2 separate regions of the Homo sapiens genome follow, and region 2 is linked to region 1. Evidence: chromatin contacts called from ENCODE Hi-C data. All regions are on one chromosome and are shown on one strand. The core of a region is the stretch at or near the end of the contact, and the rest is flanking DNA. Distances in the headings are between cores, read along the strand shown. Region 1 holds the start of OSGEPL1-AS1 (OSGEPL1 antisense RNA 1). Region 2 holds the start of MARS2 (methionyl-tRNA synthetase 2, mitochondrial).

What was found. Hi-C counts contacts between places; a loop is a spot of excess contacts on that map. Pooled maps may share reads with other maps.
Region 2: a map of B cell shows a loop between it and region 1 (24-fold over the local background). The contact joins the promoter of MARS2 here to the promoter of OSGEPL1-AS1 in region 1. A Hi-C loop is called at or near these places in 3 of 168 maps with a recorded cell type or tissue (B cell, CD4-positive, alpha-beta T cell and CD4-positive, alpha-beta memory T cell) and 3 of 50 pooled maps.

Annotation. Positions count from the first base shown.
Region 1 is chr2:189,760,715-189,765,849 of GRCh38, forward strand. OSGEPL1-AS1 (OSGEPL1 antisense RNA 1) reads left to right here and starts at 2,066. Exons shown (of 2, transcript NR_102429.1): 1 at 2,066-2,278; 2 at 4,141-4,842. It overlaps OSGEPL1 (O-sialoglycoprotein endopeptidase like 1), which reads right to left and starts at 2,078. Exons shown (of 9, transcript NM_022353.3): 1 at 1,971-2,078; 2 at 706-946. The coding sequence starts at 926. It also overlaps a transcript of ANKAR not described here and a transcript of ORMDL1 not described here. RefSeq lists enhancers at 1,561-1,720, 2,007-2,753.
Region 2 is chr2:197,702,578-197,707,790 of GRCh38, forward strand. MARS2 (methionyl-tRNA synthetase 2, mitochondrial) reads left to right here and starts at 2,792. Exons shown (of 1, transcript NM_138395.4): 1 at 2,792-5,213. The coding sequence starts at 2,829. The coding sequence ends at 4,610. RefSeq lists a silencer at 2,606-2,845 and enhancers at 2,986-3,035, 3,076-3,195.

The sequences.
Region 1 (5,135 bases), core at 816-3,315:
CGAGAGGCGGAGATTGCAGTGAGCCGAGATCATGCCACTGCACTCCAGCCTGGTGACAGAGTGAGACTCTGTCTCACCAAAAAAAAAGAAAAAAAAAATCTGGATTTCCATTTTCCCTTGAAAATTATAATAATCTAATAACACAGGTCCTGCATTCCCACATGACAACTGGCTAGAGCTGAGTAGTGACCTCCTCCAGACATTTTCCACTTTTTATCTTGTCCATTTATTTAGGTAACCTGCCTGGTAGTCCTCTATAAACATCACAGTTTATAATCCTTGCACCATTCTATGCTTTAATACAACAGTGTATTATTATTTAAGTACTAATACAAGTTATATGTATAAATATGAATAGGATTTTTTTTTTCAATGACTAACAGTTTTCCTAGGACTTCAGCTGAGACCATGAAACATAGAAGTGGAGAAAAGAAGGAATGCATTACTGAAGGAAAATCAATAAATACGGAAGCTGGGAATGAGCTCAGTTTCTTTTGGCAACAGGATTAGTTAAGGTTGGGACCTTATTGTGAAGACCCTTAAAAGCCAGGATGAAGTGTTTGAGGTTTTCTATAGCAGTTATTAAAAGTGTTTGCAAAAAGGAATAAGACAGTAGCTCCTGAAAACTTTTATATATGACAAATACAAAAGAATGATTTTACTTTTTCCAAAAAAGTGGAAATGACTAAGATAATGTCTACTTACTTTAAATGAACTTCAGTTTGGGAATGTATTGCTTCTCCCAACACATTTCCAGTTTCATCCACCACAGCAGCTGCTGTATCATCACAACTAGTTTCAATTCCCAATACTATTTTATGAAGAAATAGTGTTCCAGGATGAAAATTAAAACTTCTTAAAAATTCATAAACTTTCCTTTTTGATGGTTTAAAAAAAACTCCTGCAGTCTTAGTCAAGATTAGCATACTTACTCTATAGATAATTCCTGAAAAAGAATTACAGAAACAACTTATTATTTGCAACTGACATTAGCCAGCTTATTTTTCAATATATAGTTTTACAGAATTACAGGAAAGTTTGTAAAAGTCACCAAAAGTTTGTAAAGGCTATAGCAACATGGGAATATAAATAATATTATGAATGAATATAATGTTCTCCAAGGGGGAAAACAGGGGTCAGATATAAAATTTTTTAGTATTATTATTACTTGCATGCTGTTCCTACCAAAAGACTTACTATTAAGACAGCTAATATAAAGTACAATAATTGATAGAGTCCTCTGAAAAGTGCTATTTATTTTTTGACAGCTAAAATTAAGACAAAATGTGGATTTTCTAAAAAGAATCAAACAACAAAGGCAGATGGAACAGATAAAAATACTGTTAATGTATTCCATCTCCTAAAAACATCTTTCAAAATAAAACTGGATCATTTGGTTCAAAAACAAGAGTTAACATAAACACACACACGCCAACTGCAACCTAACACCTATTTTATCCTTAATTGCAATCTTTGGAATTAAATCTCCACTTTTTGCTACAGGTTTTGTCATAACAAGGATCTTCCCAAATCCTTTTCCCCCAAAATAATAGCAGCCCATCACTAAAGCACACTAGTATTTTCACACTGCGAAGCACCTAATTTTATGCCCCCAGATCATCCGTTCTAAAACTTTCTGGGTGTTAAAGCAGGGCCTTTCTCCACCACACTAAAGGGACACGGCATCCCAGGGATTAGAGATGAGCGACCTATTTGCAGAAGGCAGTTGCGGGCAGTGCAGCCCAGACAGACACAACCTAGAGGAATTAGATTTGCATTAACAAAATCTGGACAAGGAGGATTGTACGAAGCACTACCCTTTCGGGCCAAGAAAGCTGCAGGCTGAACCCACGTGACTTGGGTAGCGCTGGTCTCCTGTCGGCTGTAAGGCGGCGACGGGCGCAAACTGGAACCGCTTTTCCAGGTGCGCAAAAGCGTCAGTGGGGTGAAGAGTGAGCAATTTCACCCACCTTCCACTTGGGCGGCAGTAGCTAGCACTTGTCTCCTTTCCCTACTAAAGACTGTCGACTGCCCTTATCGCTGCAGGAGAAAGCCCGAACCTGGCGCCCGGAAGTGATGTCATCGGAACTGTGCAAGGTCCCGTCCAGAGCTGGCTGCTGTTCCGCTAGCGAGCGGCATGCTTAGTGAAGAAAAGCTTAAAGGCCGTCTTTGCCCAAAACGCTCTCTGTGCGCACCTGCATTTCCCCCAGATTTGCAGGTGATGAGAGTTCTGTAAAATTACACAGCTAGTGACTGATCCAGCGGAGGCCGAATACAGGTTTGTCTGACTACACAACATCAAGTTCCAAACACTAAGCTACATTAAAAAGAAATTTTTTTTTTGCCCTTGGCTGGAATTTGGTTGCTACTGTGAGAAAAGGATGGGGTAGATTATTCGTCATTCATTTTTAAGGGAACTATCATCAAATCTAAACTTAGGGGTGAGGTACCTGATACTTTCATCGGAGAAATAGGATGGAATCTAGCGGCGCCCCCTAGCAGGGTTACCAAAGAACGGAAGTGTTTCTCATCGGACAGTGTAAACCGTTTCTCCCACTTCACTAGGAAGAAAGGGGCTGGCTTATTTTTACAATTAAAAAAAAAAAAAATCGGGAGACTGAGGCAGGAGAACTGCTTGAACTGGGACCCGGGAGGCGGAGGTAGCAGTGAGCCGAGATCGCGCCACTGCACTCCAGCCTGAGCTACAGAGCGAGACTCTGTCTCAAAAAAAAAAAAAAAAAAAAAAAAAAGGCTGTGGTAAATATTCAGTTGCCTTAAACCATCCTATTTTCATAATGCATTATGTTGTCCTTCCTTACTATGTACATGAAATTCAGCATGGTATGTTTTCAAAGTCTTGCACCTGCTTTTTTTTTTTTTTTTCTTTTATTGGTTTGTGAACTTTGTTTTGAACATTGGACAGATTTATTCCAAGAGTCAGGCTTTTCCCCTGCTGGTATTTAAGATTTTAGTAAGCAAGGACCTTAGAATCCACTGTTGTACAGGGCTGGCATATATACCTGCACTTTGCACGTTGTGAAGCTCTGGGTATAAAAGATGAGTAAATCCCATAACAACATGTTGGGAAGCCACAGAGTACAGTCTAGAGGTGGATACAGATAAATAAGTAAATAATTACCAGAATATGGTTGAGGTTTTTTATTTGGAACTTATGTTTTTCAAAAATTTCATTTATGTGTAACAATAATGATAAAGTGGCACTATGTACCAGGCACCTGCTGTAGATTAATTTCTTTCAAAATCCCATGAAATAGTTTCTGTCCTCATTTTACAGGCAACTGGGCCACAGAGTTTGGGTGCTTTGGAGGTCACACAACTAGGAAAAGCAAAGCTAGGATTAGAAGTCAGGACATCTGGCACTGGAGTCTGTTTTCTTAACTGCTAGAAGAGAAAATAACTCACATTTTCTCTAGGGTGCACTGTTGGCCTAAACAAGGGAAAAAAGAAAAATTAAAACCTAAAAGTTAAGAAAAATTAGTCATACGGTTAGAGAGGTCAGAGCTTATTTCTGTTATACACTGGAATCCAGTTTGAACATAAAACCTTTCACATCAGGTATTATTTTTCTTACAATTCCAATTATGTTCAGCAAGTATATCCCAATGCTCTTCTGTGCTGTCAAGACAAGCAAGATCCTATTGTGTGTGCTATCATTGGTAGATTCCTCGTCTAGGCACTCTTGGCCAGTGTTGAGTCCGAATGCTGTTATTATGTGAAACAGGAGAACTCTAGGGCACATTAGTATGGAATTTTATCTTTCCCTTGACCGAATATATGTAAAGTGGCACTTATACAAGTCCCATGTATTTAGCAAAGATATACATTTTTTATGTTCTCTATTGTAACATAGGAGAGGGTTATTGGGGGAAAGGCATGTATGCTCTCTGAGGCCTGTCTGTACTTTTATGCAGATAGTTAGAATGCCACTCATGGGCATTCTCAAAAAATATGGCCTATGTAAGTTCAACATAAATCGAGAGTTCCAGCTGAATCTAGATATGCTTATTTGGTCTCAGATATTGTGTGTCTAGCTTTCCATTTGTAGCCTTCAGAGGAAAATTTTATTATTAATACATATTATATATTAAAACATATAAGAATCTTTCTTTTTTTTTTTAGATGGAGTCTCACTCTGTTGCCAGGCTGGAGTGCAGTGGTGCCATCTCAGCTCACTACAACCTCCACCTCCGGGGTTCAAGCGATTCTCCTGCCTCAGCCTTCCGAGTAGCTGGGACTACAGGTGCCTGCCACCATTCCCAGTTAATTTTTGTATTTTTAGTAGAGATGACATTTCACTATGTTGGCCAGGCTGGTTTTGAACTCCTGACCTCGTGATCCACCTGCCTCAGCTTCCCAAAGTGCTGGGATTACAGGCATGAGCCACCACGCCTGGCCCAAATCCTATTTTTCAATATTTATTTCCTAATTATGTCCTACTAGGTTAGGTTTTATTTTCATTTGTTACATATTTATTGGGTTATTTCCTTTATGCTAGGAACTTTATTAGTATAAGGATACAGATAAGGTCCATTCTCTGTTCTCAAGAATCTGAGTCTACAGGCAGAAGACAAAATGCAGTACAGAATTATGGAAATGTGAATGGAAACTGCATTCAGAGAGGGGTATTGCTTGGGAAAAGCCACATTGGCGTGCCACAGATGTATGCCAGCCTGGCAGGCCCATAGTGTGATTACTTGAGTTTCAATATCTGATTCTTTTATAGGCTTGAAATTGGTTTATCAGGTCTGGAAGTGACTGGACTCTGGAGTACTGAGTTACCCACCACAAACTGCTAATAAAATGCTGTGTAAAAGCCATTAATACTAATGTATTATTTATGAGAAACACAATTATGGGGAAGCTAGGATAGTTGAGTTTGCTGGTCATTATCTTCCTTGTATTGACCAAATTACAATGAAGGCTAAATCCAAATTATAATCAGAAGATTGCTTGGTAAATACAGAACAGAAACAATAGAAATGTGTGTGGTGCTTTTAATGGCTAGTATTTCAAGCCTGATGCAGCCCTTTCCACTTGAGTCACATTGTCTTACATTCTTTGACTTGGCTAGTGCTAAAAATACATTGCCATTTTACTTTCTCCATTTTTTTTTT
Region 2 (5,213 bases), core at 1,542-4,041, 7.9 Mb after region 1:
TCTCCACCTAGGTAAAAAGCATAGTACCCGATAGATGGTTTTTCAGTCCTCACTCTCCTCCCTTCCTCCACCCTCAAGTAGGCCCCAGAGTCTGCTGTTTCCTTTTTTGTGTCCATATGTACTCAATGTTTTGCTCCCACTTGTGAGAACATATGATAGTTGGCTTTCTGTTCCTATGTTGGTTAACTTAGGATAATGGCATCCAGCTCCACCCATGTTGCTGTAAAGAACATGATCTTGTTCTTTTTTATGGTTGCATAGTATTCCATGGTGTATATGTACCACATTTTCTTTATTCAGTCTACTGTTGATGGGCATTTAGGGAAGATTCCATGTCTTTGCTATTGTGAACAGTGCTGCAATAAACATGGGAGTGCGTTTTTTTTTTACAGTAGAATGATTTATATTCCTTTGGATATATACTCAATAATGAGATTGCTAAGTCAAATCATAATTATGCTTTGTGTTCTTTGAGAAATCACCAAACTGCTTTCTATAATGGCTGAAGTAATTTACATTCCCACCAGCAGTGTATGTGTTGCTTTTCTCTGCAACCTTGCCAGCATCTGTTGTTTTTTGACTTTTTAATAATATTCATTCTGACTGGTGTGAGATGGTATCTAAATGTGGTTTTGATTTGCATTTCTGTAATGACGAGTGATGTTAAGCATTTTTTATATGCTTGTTGGCCGCATGTCTATCTTCTTTTGAGAAGTGTCTGTTTATGTCCTTTGCCTTTTTAATGAGGTTTTTTGCTTATTGATTTTTAAAATTCCTTATAGATTCTGGATATTAGACCTTTCTTGGATTCATAGTTTGAAAATATTTTCTCCCATTCTGTAGATTGTCTGCTTACTCTGTTGATAGTTTATTTTGTGGTGCGGAAACTCTTTAATTAGGTCCCATTTGTCAATTTTTGTTTTTGTTGCAATTGCTTTTGGCATCCTCATGATGAAATCTTTGTCAGGTCCTATGTCCAGAATGGTATTTCCCAGGTTACCTTCTAAGGTTTTTAGTTTTAGGTTTTACATTTAAGTCTTTAATCCATTTTGAGTTGAGTTTTGTATATGGTATAGGAAGGGGGTCCTGTTTCATCTGTATATGGCTAGCTAGTTATCCAAGCACCATTTATTGAATAGGGAGTCTTTTGCCCATTGCTTGTTTTTATCAACTTTGTTGAAGACCAGATGGTTGTAGGTCATTCTTAAACTGCTGGATTAAATAAGAGCACATCAACTGAGTATCCAAAGTTATTTTTTATATCTCTTATACAGAATTCGATTGGTCCACCTTTCATCATATCACTAGAGAAATCAGATCCAAGTTACCATATGTGTTCAGTCAAAGGTTATTATACAGCAGTCAAAATGAATGAATTACATGCAACATGTATTAAGAACATATGAATGCAGTTACATGCAACAACATGGATTAATATAGCAACAAAATGTTGAATAAAAAGGCAAGTTGAAGACTACATGTAGTATTATATCCTTTTTAGAATATTTAAATGCAAGCAAAATTAAACAATGTTACTTAGACATACTTTGTATGTGATCACACAAATGTGCAAGAACAAAATTCAGGACAATGACTACCTCAGGGAGGACAGTACGAGAAGAAAAGGAGCACACAGATCTAAATCACTGGTAATTTTCTAGTTCAGTGTTTCTCAAACTTTAATGTGCATCAGAATCACCTTAAAATCTAAATTACTGGGCCCTACCCTCAGAGTTTTCTGGTTCAGTATGTGGGGGATGGGGCCTAAGAATATACATATCGAACGAAGTTCCAGGTGCTGCCAGTTCTGCTGCTCTGGGGACCACACTCTGAAACCACTTGTAGTTCTTAGATTGGGTTGTAGGTTCATAGCTGCTCCATTTTATTATTAAATGTATATGCTACTTAAATTAAATTAAAAAAAAAAGATCAAAGATGAGAGTGTGTTATGAACTAGGGATTAACATTAATTCAATTCTGGGCTCCTGAGGTTTCCTCCCCTAAAAAAAATTCTAAGGTTCCATTACTAAAAGCAAACTTGAGAAACACTATTTTAAAAGAACTTCAAGACCATTAAAAAAATTAACTTTTTGAGAAATAAATTTGAAAATTATTCTTTATATGCACAGTGACAGCATATTGCACTCTACTTTCCTGGATCTCAATAAACTTTGGCAAGAACTTGGCAGATCACAAATCTACTTTTGTTGATTCAACAAAAACTGTTTAAAGACTTCTCTTCCATTCTCAGTTCTTATCCTTCTCTCAAAATGCTGTAGGTAATGATTTTTCATCTTTTTTCTCTCTCCCTCCCTTACAGATTGATTTAGGCTCTGAGATAAAATTTAGGTGACATTTTAGATATCGACAGGGCATGTGCAGAGCAATACTCTGTCTTGCAGTATGCCAGCCACGGACGGGGTTTAGACAAACGGCTGAATATAAAACTCTTGCCTACAAGCAGCTCAGCCTAGAGGGGGAAACAGATTCATAAATATAAAATTACAATCCAAAGCAGGAAACACAGTATGTTATACGAAGGCAAAGAGGTTCGTCTTCTTTCATAGCCTCTCCTAAACCCGGCAACTCTGAGCTGTTTTTCTGGCAAGCCGCCGTCCATTGGCGGCCTCTGGCGCCGCGGCTTTCGGCGTGCGGACGGCGCAGGCGCGGGCGGGGCGGGGCCGGGCGGGGAGGGCGGTGAGGGCCGGCGCTCGGGGCCGCGTTTCATTGGCTTTCCGGCCGGAAGCTGCGGCGCGACCCGGCTGCGCATGCGCCTCTCACACGTGCTGTCAGAACGCCGCCTCCTCCGCTTGCGGCCGGTCTGCACCATGCTGCGAACGTCCGTCCTCCGCCTGCTAGGACGCACGGGGGCTAGTAGGCTGTCTCTCCTGGAGGACTTCGGCCCACGCTACTACAGTTCGGGCTCCCTCAGTGCCGGCGATGATGCTTGTGATGTGCGCGCCTACTTCACTACACCCATTTTCTACGTGAACGCGGCGCCGCACATCGGGCACCTGTACTCGGCACTACTGGCGGACGCCCTATGCCGCCACCGTCGCCTCCGAGGTCCCAGCACGGCCGCCACGCGATTCTCCACTGGTACCGACGAGCACGGGCTGAAGATTCAGCAGGCAGCAGCTACCGCGGGCCTGGCCCCGACCGAGCTGTGCGACCGAGTCTCTGAGCAGTTCCAGCAGCTTTTCCAGGAGGCCGGTATCTCCTGCACAGATTTCATCCGCACCACGGAGGCCCGGCACCGGGTGGCTGTGCAGCACTTCTGGGGGGTGCTTAAGTCCCGCGGTCTGCTCTACAAGGGCGTCTATGAAGGTTGGTATTGCGCTTCCGACGAGTGCTTCCTGCCTGAGGCCAAGGTCACCCAGCAGCCGGGCCCATCGGGGGATTCGTTTCCTGTATCTCTCGAGAGCGGGCATCCAGTCTCCTGGACCAAGGAAGAAAACTACATTTTCAGGCTTTCCCAGTTCCGGAAGCCACTCCAGCGGTGGCTGCGGGGCAACCCTCAGGCGATCACCCCCGAACCATTTCATCACGTAGTTCTTCAGTGGCTGGACGAGGAGCTGCCCGACCTGTCCGTGTCTCGCAGAAGTAGCCACTTGCACTGGGGCATTCCGGTGCCCGGGGATGATTCGCAGACCATCTATGTATGGCTGGATGCCCTGGTCAACTACCTCACTGTAATTGGCTACCCAAATGCTGAGTTCAAATCTTGGTGGCCGGCCACCTCTCATATCATAGGTAAGGACATTCTCAAATTCCATGCCATCTATTGGCCTGCCTTCCTGTTAGGGGCCGGCATGAGCCCGCCACAGCGCATCTGTGTCCATTCCCACTGGACAGTCTGTGGCCAAAAGATGTCCAAGAGCTTGGGCAACGTGGTGGATCCTAGGACTTGCCTTAACCGCTATACCGTGGATGGCTTCCGCTACTTTCTCCTTCGGCAGGGCGTCCCCAACTGGGACTGTGACTACTATGATGAAAAGGTGGTTAAGTTGCTGAACTCCGAGCTGGCAGATGCCTTGGGAGGTCTCTTGAACCGATGCACTGCCAAAAGAATAAATCCTTCTGAGACCTACCCAGCCTTCTGCACTACCTGCTTCCCTAGTGAGCCAGGGTTGGTGGGGCCGTCAGTTCGTGCTCAGGCAGAGGATTATGCTCTGGTGAGCGCAGTGGCCACTTTGCCAAAGCAGGTAGCAGACCACTATGATAACTTTCGGATATATAAGGCTCTGGAGGCCGTGTCCAGCTGTGTCCGGCAAACTAATGGTTTTGTCCAAAGGCATGCACCATGGAAGCTGAACTGGGAGAGCCCAGTGGATGCTCCCTGGCTGGGTACTGTGCTTCATGTGGCCTTGGAATGTTTGCGAGTCTTTGGGACTTTGCTGCAGCCTGTCACCCCAAGCCTAGCTGACAAGCTGCTGTCTAGGCTGGGGGTCTCTGCCTCAGAGAGGAGTCTTGGAGAGCTCTATTTCTTGCCTCGATTCTATGGACATCCATGCCCTTTTGAAGGGAGGAGGCTGGGACCTGAAACTGGGCTTTTGTTTCCAAGACTAGACCAGTCCAGGACTTGGCTGGTGAAAGCCCACCGGACCTAGAAACTCAGTTCTTACCGGCTTGTGGTAAAAAAGCAAATGTGTTATCTTTTTATTTTTTATTTTCAGGAAAGTTATACTAGTATTTTCTTAAGTGTGGAATCAAATGAGCACATAAGCTGTGTCCCTGTGAAAAGAGGTTTGTAGCCTTTCAGGTGCCTGCTCCTATTCATTTCTCTGTGACCATTGATCACTGTCCTTTGTGCATTGTGTGTCTAAGATGTCTTCAGGGGAAAGATGGGTAAGAGACAGTGTTGCTAATGCTGTTCCTTCTTTGTGCCTCCTTCCAAACCACAGTTATTTGCCCAAACTACCTCTCGTGGCTGGTTTTTCATTGGCCTGGCCTCTGCTTCTCAGGCTAATTAGTGACTCCTTTCTTTGAGGGTCAGGGTTGGAGGCCCCTTACTGGTGGTTTTACAGGGGGATCCTACTTTGTTACACATGTTGGGTTTCCTGATAAAAAGAGAGTATTTTATTAAACCCTTGAACCAGTGTCCTAGACCAGATGATTTTTGCCCATGTGTATCCCCATTTAAATTCCTACAACTAAGTCTCCCTGCTTTGTTAATAGTCCAACAGTTGGGTTGTGTAACATCACACTTCAAC